Linked DNA regions of Homo sapiens: region 1 is linked to region 2. A link is a loop called in an ENCODE intact Hi-C map of the cell type or tissue named here. Cell type or tissue: Calu3. All regions are shown on one strand. Links, peaks and the distances in the headings refer to the core of each region. The heading gives the core; the rest is flanking DNA. Region 1 overlaps UFL1-AS1 (UFL1 antisense RNA 1). Region 2 overlaps FUT9 (fucosyltransferase 9).

Region 1 (2,927 bases), core at 256-2,755, 150 kb before region 2:
CCACCTGATGGTCTAGTCTGTGGGCAAAAAGGCTATAAATCAATTGTTCAGCATTCCTGCCTGAAGTGGGACACTCTGCAACCTTGGTTGTCTCTTGAGGCCACTTCCTGGAATTCTTTGAGTAAAAGGCATGGTTAAACATTATGGCATTAGTGAGGTAGTGGTGTGAGTTTTGTGATCAGCGGGAATGCATGAAAGAATGCTCCAGTGGGGATGAGTTGCAACCAAGTCCTCTTCCTACTCTGTCTCAAAATGAACAGATTTAAATAGTTTTTCTCCCCTACCAAATTCAGGTTAGGTTAGACCTTTAAAACCATGCTCTCACAGATTTCAGTATTTATTATTATTATTTGAGACACAGTCTCGTTCTGTCACTCAGGCTGGAGTGCGGTGGTGTGTGATCTCTGCTCACTGCAACCTCTGCTTCCCGGGTTCAAGCAATTCTCCTGCCTCAGCCACCCGAGTAGCTGGGATTACAGATGCCTGCCACCATGTCTGGCTAATGTTTATATTTTTATTAGAGATGGAGTTTTGCCATGTTGCCCAGGCTAGCCTTGAACTCCTGGCCTCAAGTGATCCACCTGCCTCAGCCTCCCAAAGTGCTAGGATTACAAGTGTGAGCCACTGCATCCAACTGTATTATTTGTATTATAATGTTACTAATATTATTTAGATAAGTACAATCATTAAGCAATATAAATCTTTAATACTTATAAAACTATAAAATGAAAATCAAAGCAAATATCCCTATTTGGGGCCTGATTTGTTTTGATTTGCCTTGATTTAATTTTATTTGAGTCTACAGAGTGCAAATAGATGGCTTCATTCTATTTTTCCTGTTGCCTTTATTATAAACAGACCACGTGGGATTTTTTTGCTCACTCCTTTGATGGCACAGTGGGCCTAATTTTTTCAGTCACTTTCAGGTGTTGAAATAATTTCATTTTTTAGCTACTAGAAAATCCATTGTGACCTTAATCATATAACCAAAGATAACATCACAGTAACGGGACAAAATGAAATCGTGTGCCACAGTTACAGTAGGTAGCTAGTCAGACATGAGCAGAGCTGGAGAGGGCTCCCCTACCCTCTGCCACCAGGAATGTTAGGCAGCCATCAGGTGATGGGCAGGCAGTTGTTACACTGTTTCTGTAAAATAATAATTGGTCGCAGCCTGCACCAGGGAAAGGAAATCTCCCAATAGATAGAAAAAACCTGAAAGTGGTGATCAGCAGTTTCCCAATAAGATCTCATGATCCGGGCAAGTGGGCTCAAACATGTGATTAAGAGGCGAAATGGCAGAGTTTAACTGGTATATGACCTTCTAGGGACATTTGACTGGTAAGGAAAGACACCTCAAGTGAGCATGTGTACAACTCCAGTAAACACACTGTGCTTGCGGCCCCTTCCAAGTGCTGGCAGGCCACTGTGCATGCAGACAGTCCACTCCACAAGGAAAGAATCAAGGAAGAAGGAGCACAAGACCTGGAAGCATGCCAGCATATAAAACCCCAAGTCAAAAAGTCAAGCCATGCACTTGATCTCTCAAGTTACCCACTTGGTCCTCTTCCAGGTGTATTTTACTTCCTTTCATTCCTGCTCTAAAGTTTTCATTAATCTTTCACTTCTGCTCTAACACTTGCCTCTGTCTCTCCTTATGCCTTATGCCATTCAGTTGAATTCTTTCTTCTGAGGAGGCAAGTATTGAGGTTGCTGCAGACCCATATAGATTCATCGCTGGTAACACCACCTTAGGCAGACTGAGAAAAACATAGTGTGTCTTCCATGATATTCTTGCCAAAGATACAGAACTTGAATCATATCACCAGGAAGCATGAGACAAATCCAAATTGTCAGGCAATCTATAGAACAACTGACCTATAATTTTCAAAAGAATTAGGATGTGGGAGTCAAGGTAGACTAAGAAACTCTTCCAGATTGAAGGGAATTAGAGAAACATGACAGCTAAATGCAATTTGCATTCCTGGATTAAATCTTTTTGCTATAAAGGATGTTATGAGGACAACTGCAAAAATTAAGTGGAATGTGAGGATTTGATGCTAGCAATGTGTCAGTATTAGTTTTCTGATTTTGATGGCTGCCTTATAGTTATGTATAAAAAGTCCTTGTTTCTAAAAATAGCATGCTGAAGTATTAAAAGGTGATGACATTGCATTAACACTTTACTTTCAAATAATTTAGGAAAAAAATGACTTGTACTTGCAACTTTTCTGTAATTTTGAAATTAAACTATTTAAAATTATTTAATATGTTTTTCAATGGGTCTGAAAGGAAATATACGTACCTATGTATAAATCCAATTCACAGCTAAATAAAAACTCCAGTGTCTTACTTAATATTTTGCTTCCTTCTCTAGTTTAATCCTGAACTGTAATACTGTAAACCCCATAGAGAAGGCAATGCATTCTGTGCTATCTTTCCCTGCTTCATAGCCTGATCCTCACCTCCGCTGCTCCTATTTCTTCTGGGTCTGGGACATCGGAAAAAGTATTTAGGAGGAAAGGACAGCCTTACCTGACTGGTTCTCTTGAAATCTGATCATAGACGCCATCTGTTATGGCAGAAACCACATTTTAAAAATTTCCCCTGTGGGTCACTTTATAAACCTTTGGGGATATACCACAGAGACCTACACAGTAGCATTCCCTGATGCTGATAATGTGTGCTCCAAAGAAGCCCAAACCACACTTTTAGGAACTACACCTCTGGAGTGGTTTTTAGCAGGATTTATTCAATGTCATCCTAACTTCTAAGTCTCCACTGAATCCTGGGAAAATTCACCACCTTTACGCTGTCAAATGCGGACCACTGTAATCTCAGCTACTCTGGAGACTGAGACATGAGAATCACTTGAACCGGGGAGGCAGAGGTGGTGGTGAGCCGAGATCATGCCACTGTACTCCAGC
Region 2 (2,927 bases), core at 123-2,622:
ATTTAAAGAGTAATATAAACTATCATCACCCATTATGAGGAAGCAAATGTTGTGTCAAACAGATTAACCATTGGATTGAAAACATCTCTTCTACTTTTTCCTCTCACTCATATTGAAAACTACTGCTAAAATGAGGTTAATGTGGCAGAAACATACAGTCTGATGATCAAATCCAGAAACAAAAGATAAATATAGTAGCTCCCCCTCCAGGAGAATTAAGATTTTAATCATTTCCTCTCCAGATTGAGATTGGCTGCTGGCCATTACTTAGCAAAAGAAATGTCTCTGAAAGGGGCAGGAAATTAAAATGCAAATGGTATAAAGAAATAAAGACATTCTAATTTTTTTAAATGACAGCAGTGATTCTAGCATCCATAATTGAAAACTGTAAGGAAACTGGAGAGGTGAGATTCATGACAAAGTGATAAATGAGAGATCTCAGGAGGTTGGTAGTATTTCCCATAGTCTCATTTAACAAATTAATGTTTTTGTCTCGCCTGACTGAAGACCTTTGTAAAGGTCTGAGACTTAATGGTCATTATCTTGATTCAGATACCATTGTAGCAGAAATCATAGGATTTGTATTTTCTAACCAAAATCAGTCTGACTCTGATTTTTCAGAATATTTCTCAATTTCATACTTGGGAAGAGACCTGAAAAGTATTTGTAACTTTTTCTCACATTGTCTACTCAAGAGAATCCTGCACACTTAGAAGAAGTGTTAGTTTTTCCAATATCCCCCAAATATAAATTAGTGCAAGGCATCAGTTAATGTGTAATGTCCTTTTGTGATTTTAAGGACAAGAGGATAGGGAAAAATGAAGCAGCTGGCTCAGGGAGGGGCACAGAGCACATCCAGATGAGATGAAGGGAATACAGTCCCAGATGGTCTGATAGGCTGTTCAATTTCTGATGCTCTTCAAAAGTTGTTTATATGTATTTCTTTACCAAATTTGGATTCTTAAAAATTTGTCTTGCCAACTACCTATGACAATTAAATACTTTTTGTAAGTACCCCAATTTTATATCTACTTATTAAGCAGGAGAAATGGAAGGATGTTTTTAAAGGCACTTCATTACTTTTACTGATGAGAAGAATTACTGGTTTCTCTATCATACCTAAACATTCTGAGTCCATTTAGGACTGTTCCTAATTGGATTTCTGTAGTTTTCCTGGAAGGTTCCCAGATGCAGTTTGCCTATCCTCTGTGAGGCAAAGCTCAGCTTTAACTGAACCGTGTTCGTGGGAATGCAAACGCTTTTTATGTTATGCTTCTCAGGTATTGCTTTGAATATATATGCATTTTTAGCAACTTTCTTCTGAAAAGCAATAATTATCTATTTACAACTTTATCAACTGAATGGTCAATCGTATTAAATTATTTGTACTTGGCAGAATATTCGTAGGCAAAGTCTTACAACAAATCATAGTCCAAAATGACTACATAGAGAATCAGTGTGCTGTGACCCTAAGTAGACAGGCACTTAAGTAAGTCCTAATGCAGTCCCTTTATCTTAAATGGTAGGGGCTGGAGAGCAGATTGTGTTAAAAGGACATTTTATAAAATTATAATTATCCAGATTTTTCAAGCCCCACTCCAATGATTCATTTATTCAAAAAATATTTATTGAGCAGTTGCCGTGTACCAGGAGCAAGGCTTTTAATTATGAACAAAACAGACCTCACCCTGACCTTCCCAGTACTTTTGGTCCAGTGGAAGAGATAGGCAGTGACATAAGCACTTAGAACTCAATACAAGGAGTGCTATGAGGGGTACTCTAGAAGACAGGGTGGGTGCCAGATGCCTGTGGGAGCGATATCCACATATAAATCTAGGTCATTACACAGATCTTCAAATCTGAACCTCAGGGATTATGTCTGGGCTGGATTTTTAGACTTGGATGTTACCAGCATATACAGCGTGTAATAGGTAAAAACTATGACAGAGTAAGATATGACCCATTAGATAAGCCTATGATCAAAGACAGAATCCTGGGTAGCACCAGACTTTAAAAGACAGGCTCCTTCCCTATGGTTTCTCAAAATATAATGCTGATCTCTCCCTATGTAAAAATGGGAACAGTTTCAATGGCTCTAAATATATCTCTAAATTTTTTTCTACAAGCCCTGGCATCAGGTGGACCTGTGAATAGATGCATCCTCTGATCCCATTTTGAATGCTTCTCTACTTCATCTCTCTAATGTCCTTCCTGGTATTTCTTCAAGATTGCTATTGTTTTCTATCCCAAATTATGGAGCTTGAGAAATCGTTTTATGGTAAGAAGCAGGCTCTGGTGATTAAAATAGTTTCAAAGCTCACAGTTATGTCTTGATTATATAACTCCTTTTATACTGGATCGTTGCTTCCTGGAGAAAAAGAAAGGGTAAAGTATTCCTTAGGTTCAAAATATCGTAGCTGAAACTCAGAGCTCATGAGAGATATGGATAGTGAATCTGAATATAACAAAACTCAGCTCACAGCTTTGTGGAACTGGTCTCTTGAGAATTTAGGGGAGTTTTGTTCTGCAAAACTTTGGAACAACGATTCCTTCCAGTGAACTAGCATATAGATGTACTCTGAAGCCATTTGCAGTGCCCTGAAGCAAGGAGGAAGGCAGAACTGATGTCTCTACCTGATAAAATCTTTAAAGAAGGCTGGTCCCTTAAAGTATGTCTGCATTTGGCCTGATAACAGGAAAACAATTTCATTTCACTTTAGGCACCAAGGACAAGAAAGGCAAGTATAATTTCTTCATTCTCTTTGACAGATTTTCATTTCTCTCTGTTACAATGTGATTATCTTCTTCAGATATTGTAATGTATTTTGGAAAAAAAATTCTATTATACATAATTATAATGGCCTGGCCCATGGAATGAGGCTCATATTGAAGTAGAAGTTACCCTAAAGATAACCCACTATCAAGTT

The links. Peaks named below come from ENCODE experiments on the same cell type or tissue, not always from the same donor. Only the 100,000 strongest peaks of a DNase experiment are listed, where the experiment ranks them.
Region 1: a loop joins it to region 2, with 2.2 times the contacts of the local background. A loop is called at or near these places in 1 of 110 quality-filtered maps.

The regions. Positions count from the first base shown.
Region 1 is chr6:96,298,306-96,301,232 of GRCh38, reverse strand. The region is part of intron 2 of UFL1-AS1 (UFL1 antisense RNA 1); the gene reads left to right. Among named protein-coding and RNA genes, the nearest start is that of UFL1-AS1, 220 kb to the left of the region's middle. In Calu3, for the core only: no CTCF peak of the experiment used is centred there; a DNase peak (open chromatin) is centred at 1,472.
Region 2 is chr6:96,151,221-96,154,147 of GRCh38, reverse strand. The region is part of intron 2 of FUT9 (fucosyltransferase 9); the gene reads right to left. Among named protein-coding and RNA genes, the nearest start is that of FUT9, 140 kb to the right of the region's middle. In Calu3, for the core only: no CTCF peak of the experiment used is centred there; no DNase peak of the experiment used is centred there.